Regions from separate parts of the Homo sapiens genome. Here region 2 is linked to region 1. Evidence: chromatin loops called from intact Hi-C (ENCODE). Cell type or tissue: heart left ventricle. All regions are shown on one strand. Each heading gives the region's core, and the rest is flanking DNA. Links, peaks and the distances in the headings are about the cores only.

Region 1 (8,345 bases), core at 182-8,181:
ATCCTGTCTCAAAAAAAAATTTTTTTTAAAAAAAGACTTAATTGAACCGTAAATATGGAAGTGGTAAAAGGAATGCATTTGCAGAGAAAATATCAAAACTTTAGTCACCTGGGTTTTTGTTGTTGTTTTGCACATTATTTCCTTGGGACTATATTGCCAACCTCCAAGCTTTCTATGAATTCACAAAACCTACATCCTCCTCTCTACTGAAACAAAGAAGAGGAGAAAGAATAACAATGTTAAGCACTGAATATTCGATAAACCTAAGGAACTTACCATTACCATATTTTTTTCTTGGTCAAATATCTATTATCTCTAAAAGTAAACCCAAATTCCAGCACTTAATTAGGTTCCTGGGGGAGGATATAGAATTGTTTAAAATAGAGTATAAGCCTATTTGTCTGTATTGTCTCATCCAGAAAGGAAATGAGATCAACCAGATAACCTTCTTGGATTCCTTCAAGTGTTGACTCCACAGTACCTTATTTTCAAGGTCAAGCAAGTAAGCAATATGCACAGGAGTAGCCCATGAAGTGCGATTTGAGGGATATCGAGTTGCTAAACCCTGAAGAAGGTATCCCCCCAGATATGCTGCATAGACCTACAATTAGACCCCAAATCTAGGGAGAAGATAACATGTCTGTGTCAGGGTCTTTTATAAAATATATTCTGTCTAGCACATTGCCACATGCTATGAATAATGAATTTATTAAATAGACCACTTTTATTTAGCAGCTGTAAAGGAAAGAGAAAGTATTTGTTTATTTATTTACTCATTTATTCATTCTTTGCTGTATATTTATTAGGTGCCCAAATGTGACCGACGCTGCCATTCACAGTAAAAGGCCAAACAAGATGGCCAGGCCCTTTGCCCTCATTAAGAATGTAATCTAGAGCTGTAGTCCTCAAGCATTTATCATCACATACCCATCAATAAAATTTGTTGAGTGTGCACCTCCAATATGTTAATATATTTATTTATAAATTAATCAATTATGCTACTGTACTAATATATAATATGATATAATAATATGTATATTGATAAATCCAAATAAAAATATGAGTGTATAACAGTAGAAACAGTTCTTAATTTTTTTTTTTCTGTGCCCCAATGCAACCACTGGCATATGGCCACCCACTTGAGAGATCCCTTTTTTACGGTAATTTCTATGAGAAACTTTTTTTTCCATGGGGACAATGTTATTCAAAGTATATGCTGACTTCAATCACATCTAGAATTCGAACAAAAGAAGTTATATGAGTTGCTCAGGATCAGAGATTCAACCTATTTTCTCTATCTCTCTCTAGTAACTTAAACTGCACTTAGAATATAATAGATGTTCAGTAAATGATTACAGAATTTAGGGAGAAAGGGATGAGGGTTTATGGAAGAAAATGAATACACTTATTACAAAAAAAGAGGTCAGGCATGGTGGCTCATGCCTGTAATCCCAGCATTTTGGGAGGCCAAGGCAGAATGATCACTTGAGCCCAGGGCTTCAAGACCAGCCTGGGCAATATAGTGAGACCTCATCTCTGCAAAAAATTTAAAAATTAACTGGATGTGGCAGCATCACTACACTCCAGCCCTGGTGACAGAACAAGACCCCATCTCAAAAAAAAAAGAGATAATTATTTGTATAATAAGAAAAAAATAGCTTGCTTGCCAGGAAAAATAATACATTGCCTCAATTATTTAAACAATAATAAGACAGAATAATACTCATATGATAAAGAATGTACCTCCCAGCTCACTTTCATTTGTGAAGATGAAATTTCTAATTATAGATCTCATCTCCAGAATTTCTGGGTACAATTTTACTGGCATCTCTCTCATATTTAATGGACAATACATCAATTTTACTCTAAGTAGTGAAATTATTTCTGAAATGCATTTACATGTAGGTTCCTTAAAATTATTTACCTTGCCCACAATTCATTGAAAAAGGAAATGGTGATAGAGTTACATAGTTACCTGGCCTCTTAGCTGGCCCCTATCACCATTGCCTTTGTTCAAAATCACCTGTATTTTTTTTCTGGCAAATGGCTTCTACTGATAGTTGGTAATACTAATATTTGTGTCATGTTATCAAAAACATTTCCCAAGACTCATGGTTGCAGTGTTATCAATAATAGATTTATCTGTTACATCAAAGTTTTGGTGTAATAAACTTATCACCATTTCCACTAGTTTTCCCCACACTCACTGTCAGCCTGGACAAAAGGTGCTTTGTAAAGAGTGTCCCATTCGAAATAGTTCCTTCAGGTGCACAGGCCAATTGCTGGTGCCAGGCTTTGTGCCCAGTCTTCTCTGCTGAGTTCAGAGCTCTCCCATCAAGACTCTGCCCAAGGAGAGCCTTCCACACTCCAAGAACCATGCGATAAGGGAAAATGAAGTTTAGGTTACGACACAGGGAACTGCATTTACGATACCGCCTGCTCCCAGATACTGCCATCTGGCATGTATAATTACCTTTCGGAAACCACGGGGTCACATTCTAGCAGCCTCCTTCGTGGTCTTGGGAATCCTGAGCGTTGAGATTAGGATCCCTGATCACTCTGGGCAGGGATGCACTCTAGCCTAAGAAGTCTATTTTTCCCTCAGCTTAATCCTGAGGGTCTCCAAAGTTCCAAACTGGTGGAGGAGAAGGATTTTTCCCAGGAACATTCTCCCCTTTAACAAATAATTAGGCCTCTCTCACAATCTTAAATTTCAAATAGGCCCTGAATCTCCAAGCAATGCTGACATCCTTTTTTTAAAGTATATGAGCGCACACACACACACACACACACAAATGTGTGTGTATATACAAATGTATAGATAAATATCCATATATATATGCTAAGAATGTGCTGCTCACAAAAGTTGTATATGATAGGTCTTATAATTCTCTTGTAAAAAATAAGGACATAGAGGTTCACAAAGCTTAAAGCACTCATCAAAAGTCCCATCACTAGGAGTCAAAGGTGAATGACACAGTGAAATAATAACTACAAAATTCTTAATTTATTATCATATAATTTCTCATGTTAGTGTTGCCATAATTATCACTGAGTTTTACATGTATATAAGACACCAGTACTTCCATGGACATTGCAGTCCTCCTCACCATCTCGGGCAGTGACCCCACCTTTCAGGAAGTGGGAGAGGGGAGGTTGCCCTTCACAACAGGATCCATGGTGTGGCCCCCATGGTGTGAAAGGAGGTTAGTCCCCAGCGGTGACTCTTTCATCACCAGGAGAAATCTGACCTCTCTTTCAGATGTGTGTAAAGTTATAAAAGCCTTAAAAATTTTTTTTAACTTCTTCTTACCGAGTATTGGACTTTGAATTCCTCTCTACCTAACTCCCCAGGGCCCTCAGGAGGCTTCTGGGCCATTATGAAAAGTGTTTGTAGAGCCGTGTCTGTGCCATGGTGGACAGGCAGCACAGACACAGGCTGGACAATAACAGCTGAGCTGCAGACGCTCTGCAGCCCTGCTTCTGTGGCGTTTTGACAGTGCCTTTTCAACACATGAACATTATTTCTCAGAGCCCTAATCCCATGGTCCTTATTAAATTTTCCATGTCCCACAGACCCCACCAGAGCTTTCTGTCCCACCTGAAGAATACTCTGCGCTCCCAGGATAAACAACATTTGATAAGAAGCTGACTTAGAACTACATAGAGTTTCACATTCAAACAAATGGTCAGCTGAATTTGCATGCAATAGCAAGTTGAATCTCCGAACTTCCTTCATATCTGGTATCTTGTAGAATTTCAGCTACAAGTGTGTGACTGCAGTAAACAGAGCCAGCTTGGGGAAAAGGTGAAAGACGCCAAGGAAACCTCCACTCAAACAATATTGTGAAAAATATTCTGATTAGTTAAGATAAGATGTACTCTCATTTTCCTGAGAGTTTTATCTTTATTAGATAGGCTGCACAATCCGTAACAAAGTCTTAGCTGAGCGTTTTGGAGCTGGTTGTTATTTTCAAATAGCATGTGCTATGGTGTTTCCTTGGGGGAATGCATTCCAATTTCTTAATGGGGTGTAATCAGTAACATGTTTGCTTCAGGCCTTATAATGATGATGCTGTTAACTACATTCAACAAAAATCCTTTAAAACAGCTGTTTTCAACCAACTTTCGCTGTGAATGTACTTTTGTGTGTTTAATGTACTTGGCAAGCATTTGAAAAAGCCCTTGCCTACTGTTTTATTTGTTTCCATTTATGAAAACATGCATTCGCTGTGAAAATCAGATGCATTTGTAAAGTTATCAAGGAACCCATAAGAAAATCTACCCTCTCCTTGCCATCATCAGCAATTTCTGAATCATCCACAGTGAAATTCACTTCGAAGAAACTTCTGTGGATTTGTTTAACCATAAAATGATCAGTAGCTCTTCTTGAGGCAAGAACAGAATGAACGTATTTCTTGAACTAAGTTCTCTCAGGTTAAATGAGAGAGGGACCCAGTAGGGCTGCCTGGATGAGGTTCAGAAGCAAAGATTTCCTTCTAGGCAGCTTCCCCCTCTGCTACCTGGGTGATTCATACCCAAGTTGTTGACCAAGCCCTGTTGTCTCTATCACTTATTAGTCTTCCACTCTGAAATGCAAAACTTATCCTCGATGCAGAGCCTGAGTAAGAATAGAATACCTTCCCTTCTTGTAACATTATCCAGCCAGGAAACAGGCAGCATGTACTAATGGTTGGTTTAAGTCTGGTCTTTGTTTTCTGTCTTCCACGGTTGACAACGCTCCCTGCAAGGAATCAGGCCAAAATAAAACTGCCAACCACCATAGTGCATAAAATTGTAAAAGCAGGACAAAAAATTCCTTGCCATTTTTATGTCCACCACTCCCTAGATTAGAAAGGATTGTTGCTATATGATCAACGTATTAGGTTGTGTTGTTATAGGTATTTGTAGGAGTCAGGGTGTACAATTAAAAAACAAACAAGCAAACAGCAACAGACCCACATTACAGACATTTGCCTGCTACCTGGTGAGTCCTCAAAAGGGAGGTAGCCCGGCAATTCCAACGCCCCGAGAAGAACCCAGAAGCTGTTCTTTTCCAATTTGCCTCCCTTATTCTGATCTCATTTCCTCAGTGCTGAACTTATACCTTTATCTGAAATCACTGGGAAGGCAGCTACTTAAACAATAAGAGAAACTAGTGCATTGTTTAATTTGCCTCTTCCATGAGTCCTAAATAATAAATCTCACAACATTCCTTGTACTCGGTGTGATACTGAATGCCAAACCCCAGCTCGGCAGCTGGAGTCCTATTTCCTGGGCCCTCCGAAGATAGAAAATATCACATTTCTATTTCATTCGACCCTTTCTCTCTCTCTGTCATGCTTCGCTGCCTTTACAAGTCACCATTTCACTGTTGCCACAAAGATTACAAGGACCCTAACAGGTAAGGCCTCCAGGAAACACGGATGGAGAGGGCCTGAAAGAAAGGCAGAGGACTGCCAGGCTTATCTGCTCCCTATCTCACCATTGCTTACCACAGGGCCTGTCCACTGACAGCCAAGCTGTCCTGAGGCAACAGCTCAGTAATAAGATACACAACAAATAATGTTTTTTTTGTTTTGCTGGAAAAATATATACTCAGGTAATTAAATTGTTAACATGATGGATGACCTTATTTTATATTTGAATTCAAAGTGACTTTCTGTATCATTCAACTAAAATGGCTTGATGTTATTAAAAAAATAAAAAACAAAGCATAATTCCAGAGAAATGGGAATATAGATTTTTGTTGATTTACTTTAGAAACAAACATGGGTAGTTGTTACTGTGCTGGATTGTAATGTTTACTTGAAATGCATGAAGCTGGTGTTCAAATCCTATATTCATTTTTTTCATTCCTAATTATTTGTACAATTAGGAATTGTATTTTATGGATACAATTGTTGTATCCTTAAAAGTGAGGCCGTAAAAAAATTGTCAATAAATATGCTTTGGTTTATGCAGGAAGAGCAAGAACATATTAGAGATACCTACTGTTCAGAAGGTTCCAGAAGCAGGGCCCTTGTATAGGAGTTTAAAATGTTAATGGACATGCATTCCGCCCACGTTGAATCCCATACGACAATATGTTTTGTGCCCAGGGCATGATTCTGACTAAATCAATAAACCACTCTAAGTCTGATAAAAGTTTTACAAAATATCCAAGACATTTAGAGTAATTGTTAACATCTGCTCATTATTCAACAGTGTAAGCAGGTTTAGAAGCCAGATAAATATATTTATTCATCAGCAGCCAGCATGTCACTGCTACCTCAGTGGTGATATAAAACAGTAAGACATTAGAACTTGCCTTAGTCTTGGGTTCAGAGAATACAAATGAACCATTATGGAAAAAACAGAAAATTCTGCTTTCTCCATGTTTTACACTTGGGGGGTAGGGGGAGAAAGAGGAAAGAGGCAAGTTTTAGTAAAAAAAAAAAAAATCTTGATAATTTACTTTGAACTAAAAACCTGGGGAATAGGCAAGAAAAATAAATATAAGAAGTACAAATCTTAGAGAAGGAATCTGATACAAATCATTGCTACAACATAAAGAGTATCTTTCTTCTTTATTCTCCAAAACACAACTTAATTTTGATTTCTTCTTTCATTTCACAATATAAGAAAGTTATTTCTACACTGGAAGGTTAAAAATGGGCTTTTTGAATATAACATTGAAAAGGTTCTATCAGAATGAAATTAGTTCTTTGAGAATATTTAGCAATTGGCAGTTGATTTGTCCTGAACCAAAACGAGCAGCAGAGCCATCATTTAATAGTAACAAGAAAATACTAATCAAATCACATTCACGCTTATTGGGGTGGGGAGGCATCTGAAGTGGTATTCTATGGGGTTTTGTTGTTGTCTCATGTAATCTGCTGCGTGTGCGTCTGTGTGTGTGTGTTCCAAGTGCCCTTCCAGTAGTCTCAATGACCTCCAGTGATGCTAATAGATCTCAAGTTAGGTGTTCCGTCAGTATTTGAAGCAGAGTTGATAATTAACTTTCAACTACCTGTGTTATCCTCAATCACGATTGTGTAAAATAGATTGCATAAAGTTGCCTCAAGGTTAACTCTTTGGTGAAGGAATAAATCTGACAATATGCCATCAACTTCAACACAGTCCACTAACACCAGACCTTAGAAACTTTATGAACTTTTTTTATGAAAGACAAAAGGATTCCAGAGAAGAGAGCAATAAAAATAAGTCGCTGGTGGACGTCGTTGCATTTATCTGAAGTACAGTTCTATAAACTCACTAGCATGTGCTTGCACAGTGAATATCAGATGGTAGACATTTAATAAAAGTTAGTTGAATTGAATACCTAGAACAATACTATATATCTATATGTGGTACCCAAAACATTCTAAGAAATTAGTTGAAAACAACAGGTTTTTTGTTTCTATGAGGACCAGAAGATTAGCAAGGTAGAGATGAGAAAATTAACACAGAGATGCTATCTAGCTAATTAAAGCTGTAAATGAAACAAGAACCTCCTCGTGGATTGTTCTGCTCACTAACCTGTAATTATATTGTCAATTGCATTAACTTCATTGCCCACTAATAGAGTAAGTTTCAAGGGAGGCAGCCAATGTTGGGATGGTTACTTATTTTTATGTCCTAATTAATCAGTACTGACACCAAACCACATCCTTCCTTCTTGTTCATTATTTAAATGACCCATTTATATGGATGAACCTCTTTGCTTTGTGCATTTCATTAGCACATTAACATGCTTTCAAAACAAAAAGGGTTGTTTCTGCTTCAGCAAATACTTTGAACAAACAGCTACTTGAGCTACCCCTGACAGGCTGTGCAACCCTCATCTCTTACTCGGCATTTGTATTAGGCCAATGGAGAGTTTGACTAAAATCAAATGATTACCACTTGGCTAAAAAAAATTAACTCCTGATGAGTTTTGTAGTGCTCGGGCAGGGGAATAAAGAGGAGGAATTAGAAAATAGAAGCAGGAATTTTAACTTCCCATCTGAGGTTGGAAAACAACTTGTATTTAGCTAGTTATTTCTTTGTGTCTCATATATGGAAACCTGAAAATAAGCTTTGCCACTAAGTGAAGTTAAACCCTGTTGAAGTCATCAGATTGAAGCATAATTTAAAAGTAGCTTGGTGAGCCCACCTCTGGGACATGACTCTCTTCTTGAGAAGGTACCAGGAGGAGTGTTAACTATTTTGGATTGCTGTAGCATTGCCCTTTAATGAAAGGTTCTATGCTTAGACTACACCTTGAGAAGCCGACAACAGTAACCTTAAGTATATCAGCCCCGATACTACCCTAAACAATAGTGTTGGAGAGAATAGATGCTTTAATATGTCCAAATAAAACA
Region 2 (8,345 bases), core at 122-8,121, 61 kb before region 1:
TCGATTTTGGCTCACTGCAACCTCCGCCTCCCAGGTTCTAGCGATTCTCCTGCCCCAGCCCCCCAAGTAGCTAGGATTACAGGTGCCCACCACCACGCCCAGCTAATTTTTGTATTTTTAGTAGAGACGGGATTTCTCCATGTTGGCTAGGCTGGTCTCAAACTCCTGACATCAGGTGATCCACCCACCTGGGTCTTCCAAAATGCTGGGATTACAGGCTTAAGCCACCGTGCCTGCCAATAAGCTACACTTTTTTCTTAACTTTTTTATTGTCTTTTCTCACCAGTAGAAGAGAAAGACCATAAGGGCAGGAATTTTTGTCTGTCTTGTTGACTAGTGTATTTCCTGAGGCTCGAACAATATCCGGCGCATAGTTGGGGCTTAAAAATCATTTGCTAAATCAATGAATAAAGGAAGGAAGGAAAGTAGGAAGAAAATCGAAGAAGAAGATTAGGGAAAGGCACTCTATACAATAATGTTTAAAGATGTAATTCTAGAATCAGGCTGTTTGGATTTAAAATCCATCTATGCCTTGTATTGGTTGCATAACCTTAAGCAAGCTACTTACACTCTCTTCTTTTTCTCATCTGTAAAATGGGCAAATACTGGAACTATCTTGCAGTGTTGCAAAGATTAACTAAAGTAATCCTTACATAGAATTTAGCATCATTTTTGAAACAATATGCAGTAAACAAATGTTAACTAATAGTATCATCATCATCTTCTTCTTCACCAGAACTATCACCTTTGTCCTAATTTTATGAGGCTAACATTAGATAACAGTCATTAATGGTTATTTTTAAATACTTCGGTAACATTTTGGAGTAAACTCAGAAATTATTTCAATTTCCCTTTACATACTTCTATCTGGCTACACAATTACCCTAGCATCCAAAAATAATTGTTTCCTGCCTTCCCACCTTCTTTTGTGAAAGAGTGTGAATTGTGTGCCCAGTTACCTTTAGCCCCCTTGGACCCATGGGCTTTTTGCTGTACTCAAGAGCACAGCTTTTGGAGACGTAAAGAGATGTTAAAAAAAAAAAAAAAAGCCAGTGGCAGCTCCTGGAAGTCACTCTGGTCTGGTTTTGAATGGGTTGGGCTAAGTGATCACTAAGAATTCATCTGGCTGTCAAATCTCACAACTTTTGGCTGACGTGTCCTTCAGGAAAAGGGCAGCAAGAACTGGTAAAATAGAAAAAAAATCACTTAAATTGCTTGCATTCATTTATTCATTATCTACGTATCCACTTCATTCACTCGTTTATGCATCACTTGCTTCTAAATATTTTTACCCTGTCCAAAAGGCATTATGATGATACAAAGGTAAATCAGACTTCAGCTCTGTCACCAGGTAGTTTGGCCTTTCCACTATGGCACCAATGAAAGGCAGACTAGATACCTGAAGGAAATGCTTTTTTGTTGTTGTTTTCTGATATTCTAGTCTTACATTATAGTTGCGCCATCATGTCACTATTTAAATTTTAATTACTTAAAATTATCATTTCCGTAGATCACTAGCTATGTTTCAAGTGCTCAATAGCCACATGTGGCTAGAGGCTACCTTACTGGAGAACACAGACAGAGAACATTCCCATCGTCACAGAAAGTTCTATGGGTCAGTGCTGTGCCACAGAATATGAGTTACTCATCAATTTATAAGTGGTAAATTATTTTCTGAGGTCCAACATAATCTGATATTAGCTAGCTAATTAAAGCAAACTTAATTGAAATGGCAAACAATAATCATTAGCAGAGATTCAGAATTAGTTTAAAGGTAGCTATGGTTTCGAAATTAATTCCAAACACTGGCTGCCCTCAGTACCTTGTTACAGCCTCTTATTCCTGCCATTAGACAACAGTGAAGCCCACATATGGTGCCCTGACTGGTCACATGATTTTTTAATATCCACATGATGGCACTAAAATGGCCTATTAGATTTACAGTGTCATTAACTTTCCAAAATAAAAATGAGAGTCTGCTCTGGCAGCGGGGAAAAAAAGTGTGAGTGCTGTTGGGTTTTGGGTAACCAGTCTATGAGGAAATGCTGACAGGGGTCAGTGTGACATCATCTTTCATTCAGCCCCAAAGCTGTCAGGCCCTCCCCAGATGTCTGAAACGCAGATATAAATTTTCATTATCCAGCAGCAAAGGGCCAGAGGTACACCAAATGAATTTTTTACCAATCAAATTATAGCTCATTGCCAGATTAAGTGTAAACACTAATTTTGTGAAGTTTTCTTCTGGTCATTTATCTCCAACTCCACAAAGTAACCTTGCTGAAGCTGGAAAGACTTCTAGATCAAATTATCATTTTCATAATCTTGTTGCAGACACTGCAAAATTGAATAAAAGGAAATTCCATTAATAATGAACGGTGCCTTCTTTCATGGAACAATTAGATTTTTTTCACATTTTCTAAAAGAAAATGCAAAGTGAGGAAATACTAAGGGATCACAGAAGAACCATTCTGGACCTCAGTTTCCCCATCTATAAAATGGTGAGACTGGATACAGTAATCGCTAATTCTGTGGTATAAGAATGACTCTAAGTATCTCTGCTTTCATACTGGCAAATTTCATTTTCAAAGTCCTATATTTTTTTTTTTACTATATGTTAAGTTCTAGGGTACATGTGCACAACATGCAGGTTTGTTACATATGTATACATGTGCCATGTTGGTGTGCTGCACCCGTTGACTCGTCATTTACATTAGGTATATCTCCTAATGCTATCCCTCCCCCCTCCCCCCTCCCCCCACCCCACAACAGGCCCCATTGTGTGATGTTCCCCACCCTGTGTCCAAGTGTTCTCATTGTTCAATTCCCACCTATGAGTGAGAACATGTGGTGTTTGGTTTTCTGTCCTTGTGATAGTTTGCTCAGAATGATGGTTTCTAGCTTCATCCATGTCCCTACAAAGGACATGAACTCATCCTTTTTTATGGCTGCATAGTATTTCAAAGTCCTATATTTTTAACAGGAGGTTTGAAGATAAAGTAACTTCCAATTAAAAAATGTGATAGGTTATAAAGTTCAACTGTGTATTTATTGCTGGGAAATTAGAACTCATTTCTTGGAGTTAGAACCCTGGGAAATAATGTGACAAATGGTATAGTTTGTCCTAGTTCTACTTTAATGTAAAAAGAATTACAGTTATACTATAATAGAACAAATACTCTATTATTGATAGTAATAGTACTACAATATCCAACCACTTGATTTAACAGTATGTACATAGGAAAAGGTATTCATGCTTTACTCTGAAAGTCAGAAACTCCATCTCCTCTGATTTGGACCGTGAGCCCCTCTATTCTTCCTCAAGTTCCAAGCCACTAGTAGTGACTCCCATGACCTCAGGTGGAACCTCCTGTAGGTTAAGTGCCTGGCCAAGAGAAGCAGAGCAACCTGGAACTCCTGCCATTATTAAACCCCAAAAGCTCTTCACAAGAAAAGGAAGAGTGCTTCAGAATTTTTTTCTGAGCCACTGGAATACTCTAGTTGACTACCGTGCCCTAGGTTTTTTCTATGCCCCACTGACGGGGGTGCCTTTCATCTAGGATATGGTGTGGTATCGATACTAAGGAGTATGATGGGGAGCTTTCTAGAGGGTAAGAGAGAAAATAATCTGAGAGGAGATAGAGAACGTCAGCTCCTGCTGGGCCCATTTCAAGCCTTCCTTCCCATCTGCCCTTCATCACCAACAATACTGTTACTGTGTTCTAAAGGGGCCAAGGAGTATCTGTGGAAGAACAAAGGCCTGGCAGTGATAGAGCATGCAATACTGGCTAAGTGGATGGAAATTCAAAGCAATGGCAAGAAGAAGTCTTGATTAAGCTGCAGTGGTCATCCAACACAACGTAAACCCAAATGAGTTGTTTTGGTGTTTGAATGGCTTGAGGGGGATGCCATGGCTTCCTAGGGTTCTCAAAACGCAGCCCCAACACTTTCCCAGGCCACTGTCACCCACATATAGAAAAGTACAGTGCTATCCTGAGTCTATCACTTCAGTGGAATATCCTTTCCTTCAGTCATCATCTTCAGCTACCCAGTAAACCTCACAGTAAAAACTGAGTGGCCATTGGGGATGGGAAGAAGGGAAAGAAATAATTCTCCAGTTTTCACAAATACTGAGATAGCTCATTGTTTGTAGTGTGACTTAATTTTTGAATAGTTGGCCTGAGTTTAAAATGTATGGCATTCATTATCCACCAGGGACTGAGAAGCAAGGCAAGGGGGCCCGTAGAGAATCAAGAAACCTGAAAAGCCCCATGGGCTGTAAGACCATCCAGCACTTGGCTAACAGTGCAACAATCTGTTGAGTCGAGCATAAACGAAGGATACAAATTAGATTTCCCCTGAAAGCCACAAGATTAAACATTAGGGGGCAAGTTCTTGGCAAAATGTATGTGTGTATTTTCCAAAACCAATCTTTTTTAAAAAAATTCACAAAGTCTGCTAAATACATTGGTCAGATTTTTCTCATACTTAAATATTTACCTAACTTAAAGAAACGTGATTTTCAGGTATGTCAAAGCAGAGATGATATTGATAATGCTAACCAATTTATTGATCCAGAGGGCTCCAAAATGAGTTTTATAGAGAATATATTTAGTATCATTATGTGAATTTTAGCATAAGATCTACTTAACTATGTAATAATAAAAATATAGACACTATGAGAAAAATGTTAAATGCATCCTAAATACAAGTGGAGAGCTATTCGGATTTTATGTTCAATATCCCATAGTCTATTAAGAACTAATGTTAGTTAAGTAGAGATTCTGCTGCCCTGGCTGCTTAGAGGGACATGTCTGGACTTGACCATATCCAAACCAATGGGGATAGAGTGGTTTGAGGTGGGCCAAGGAGAGTCAGGATGATTATTTGTGACTTTTGAAGCACATATGAGAAAAGAAACCCTGTCTTATCAAGGACTGGTGATCTTAGCTGTATCTTCTCTCAAAACACCCTACACCAAATTCAAAAACAGGGCCCATACCCAAAGATATTCTATTCTACTTTCTTTTCTTGCTGACAAAGATGAAATATTAGGCAGCTCGTCCTAAGACCCTTATTTGTTTGCTTGTTTGTTTTTACACTGTCTTGCTCTGTCGTCCAGGCTGGAGTGCAGTGGTGCGATCTCAGCTCACCGCAACCTGTGCCTCCTGGGTTCAAGTGATTCTTCTGCCTCAGCCTCCTGCGTAGCTGGGACTACAGGCATGCACCACCACGCCTGGATAATTTTTGTATTTTTAGTAAATAGGGGCTTTCACCATATTGACCAGGCTGGTCTCGAAATCCTGACATCGTGATCCGCCTGCCTCGGCCTCCCAAAGTGCTGGGATTACAGGCGTGAGCCACCATGCCCAGCCAAGACCCTTGCTTTAAGGGCCACAGACTGGTGCGGGAAATAAGCAACCCACAAAGAGAATGGCCCAAAAACTATCTGTGAGGTAGAAGAAGAGAAATCAGCAAAGGACTCCTTATTTTATTACATAAACTTCCATTGTCTCTTTAACATTCTTTAACTTAACAAATAATTTCTGAGCACGTCCCCATCTTGCCTAACCTAGATGGTCATTTATCTCCTTGTTCTCTTCAAAGTATTCTCTCACCACCCCTGCCTCACACTTCTTTTTTAATGCTGGTGCAAAGAGGTAAAATAAATATTATGGGTAACCCTGGATGCATTAAAGGTAACCTTGAACACTACTGTTAGTCTTCATTATATCTAATATCACCTGAATAAAAAAAGAATAAGAGTAGAAGTGGAGTGTGAGTTTCCACAGGACCTATAGTCCCTCAGAATAAGTTTTTCTAACTATTATAGAGATGAATAAAGGAATTTATAATAACTGTATATGAAGTATTTTATCTATTTAAACTTTGTGAATTACGTATTATGAATTTCATAAACTGTAACAATACATCTTTTCTGGAACTTCTCCACATTGGTTCTAGGTCTGGAGATGATATTTATCAAATATTTACTATGGGCGAAGGAAGTACAGTTATTCTCCCCGTTTTATTTATGAGAAAATCAAGTGACAACTTGCCCAAGGTCCTAAAACCAACACCATAACACGGAATTAAAACTAGATTTGTTTCCCTTTAGACATCTATATAAAATGTAGATGTATTCTCTTTGTTCAAGAGATTATAAACAATGATCAATAATGGAAAGGGGAATCAAAGGAGTTCTTCAGGTTTCACTTACAGAGGTCTTACATAAAGTGCTTATCAACTGGAAGGAATTTAACTGACTGTGCTGAATCTCAGAACTTCATTAAAAGCAGTTCTATTTCTCCCATGTATGGAAGAAAATTTTGCTTTTGTTTTTTGTATACAGGGCAATGGCAGGAGAATCTCTGAAATCATTTGATTTGAGAGTAGATGTTCATAGGCTATAAAAGGAAATCCTTGCCCTATGTTTAAGAGGTGTCTAACTTCACCCATCTTTAGTTTTTTCATTGTGTGACCTTAGGCAAGTCATTGGCTGGACACCACAGCTTCCTTTTGTGAAAAAGGAATCTTCGGGCAATTTAGTCAAACTCACTATTTTATAAAATAGTCATGGTGATGGATTTCTAGAGAAAGGTGAGAGCAGGCCCAGATTGTACACAGTACTAATATTAGCAAGAGCTCACTAATGGGAAAAAGGACTAGATCATTTTTACAGAACAACAAAATAAATATAAACATCTTACCATCTGAGAAAAAGCAAAATAAAATACATACTTTCTTCATAATATTTTGATTATAAAATATACCCAGAGAGAGAGAGAGCAGGTACACATATAAATAAATTCTGAATATCATAATCCTTACTTTTAAAATTCTGTCTCCTACCTGTTGTAATTTTGGTATAATATCCTATTTTTCCTACACCAGAAATTTATTTGCTAAATGCCCTATAGAGTAAATGTTTCTGAGAATTCTGTATAGATTTTCTTTTCTCTGTATCAGATCATAAGGATTGGTAGGTATCAGTGGGATTTGTTTTCTGGTTATGGGGACAGAGATCTCATGAACAGGCTTTGACCCCAACCATCTACCACAAAGTAGCACATTTGAGCTAAACCTTTGCCTTTCCTGAATGGCAGGCTGGACACAAACTTTTGCCCAAGAAATGCGTTGGAAAGGGGGAATGGGTGAAAAGTCATTGATATAGATGCAGAACTGTGCAAATCATGGAATAAAATGCTTGTTTTAAAAAGGAAACAAGATTAGAAAAATGACAACATTTCAAGAGGCACATTCAAGATGTGTTTTCAGAAGTGGGAATCAGCACATAGGAGGCAGGAGGGCAGCATGACCAAACTTGGGATTTTGTTGCTGTGAAAGTGAGCCCAAAACAAAGGGTGGGTATGGAGCAGTGTCCCTGATGGGAACCATTGTTTTCTCATCCGAAAGTCTTTCTCCCACAGCCCAAGAACAATTGAGACAAATACATTCAAAGGTCAACAGAACAGACAATGCTGGGAACGCCAGAGAACCTAGTAGCTAGCCCTGTGCTCTCATCACAACAGACGGAACCAACAACAGCCCAAGTAGCTACAAGCAATCTGATTACAACAGCCTTGCAGCGTTCCTGAGCAGTTTCTGTGGTTTATACTGAGTTCCTCCTCTACTGTAGTCTGTGCCGCAAATCTACCACAGATTTGGCTAAACAGATGATTTTCTTAAAAAGAATTATCTCTGGTGGTTTTGCCATATTCCGGGCAATACTATACTAAACAGTCATAATGGAAATACTAGCACAAGACCTGTTTTTTCTAAGCTCAGTGCAATATCTGCTGCCACTTGAATTTGATCATTTAAAGTCACTCATGATGCAGGCGTATGTTACGATCAAAGACTAAAAAGGAACTGCAAAGCAGGAGAGGACAGATGACCATGCTTTTATAAACTACAGTTTATGCAAAAACCAGTTTTTCACGGGGCTTTAAAAAAGGGGAGTTGTATTTTCGTGAGACTACAGTAGACTTTTTCAAGAAAGTAGTGTATTAAAAATAAAAACAGGATAAAAATAGAAAAGAAATTTATGAAGGAAATTCAGAGATGTGATTATAACATCACATTAATGACATTACAATTAACCTCAAAGGCATTTCCATGCAAACTTCCCCTTCCAACGTAAGTCACTCCAGCCAAGGAATAATCCTGTCAGGCTGAAATACTGCATACTTGGTGTGAGTCTAAAAGTGTTTCGGCTTTCTTCATTTTGTTTTTATTGCCAAGTTGGACAGCATTAGACGGAGCTGTTCTGGAGTTAGAAGGATACAATAGTCTGCAGTTTTAAAAGTTTAAGGCTTTTTATGCTTTTAACTCAAACACACCTTTTA

Evidence for each region. Peaks named below come from ENCODE experiments on the same cell type or tissue, not always from the same donor. Only the 100,000 strongest peaks of a DNase experiment are listed, where the experiment ranks them.
Region 2: a loop joins it to region 1, with 2.2 times the contacts of the local background. A loop is called at or near these places in 12 of 110 quality-filtered maps.

What each region holds. Positions count from the first base shown.
Region 1 is chr3:169,281,800-169,290,144 of GRCh38, forward strand. All of the region lies in intron 2 of MECOM (MDS1 and EVI1 complex locus), which reads right to left. It overlaps LOC105374206 (a long non-coding RNA gene), which reads left to right. Exons shown (of 3, transcript XR_001741018.2): 2 at 420-502; 3 at 807-961. Among named protein-coding and RNA genes, the nearest start is that of MECOM-AS1, 160 kb to the right of the region's middle. In heart left ventricle, for the core only: no CTCF peak of the experiment used is centred there; no DNase peak of the experiment used is centred there; H3K27ac peaks cover 1,189 bases.
Region 2 is chr3:169,220,536-169,228,880 of GRCh38, forward strand. All of the region lies in intron 2 of MECOM (MDS1 and EVI1 complex locus), which reads right to left. Among named protein-coding and RNA genes, the nearest start is that of LINC01997, 220 kb to the left of the region's middle. In heart left ventricle, for the core only: no CTCF peak of the experiment used is centred there; no DNase peak of the experiment used is centred there; H3K4me3 peaks cover 466 bases; H3K27ac peaks cover 575 bases.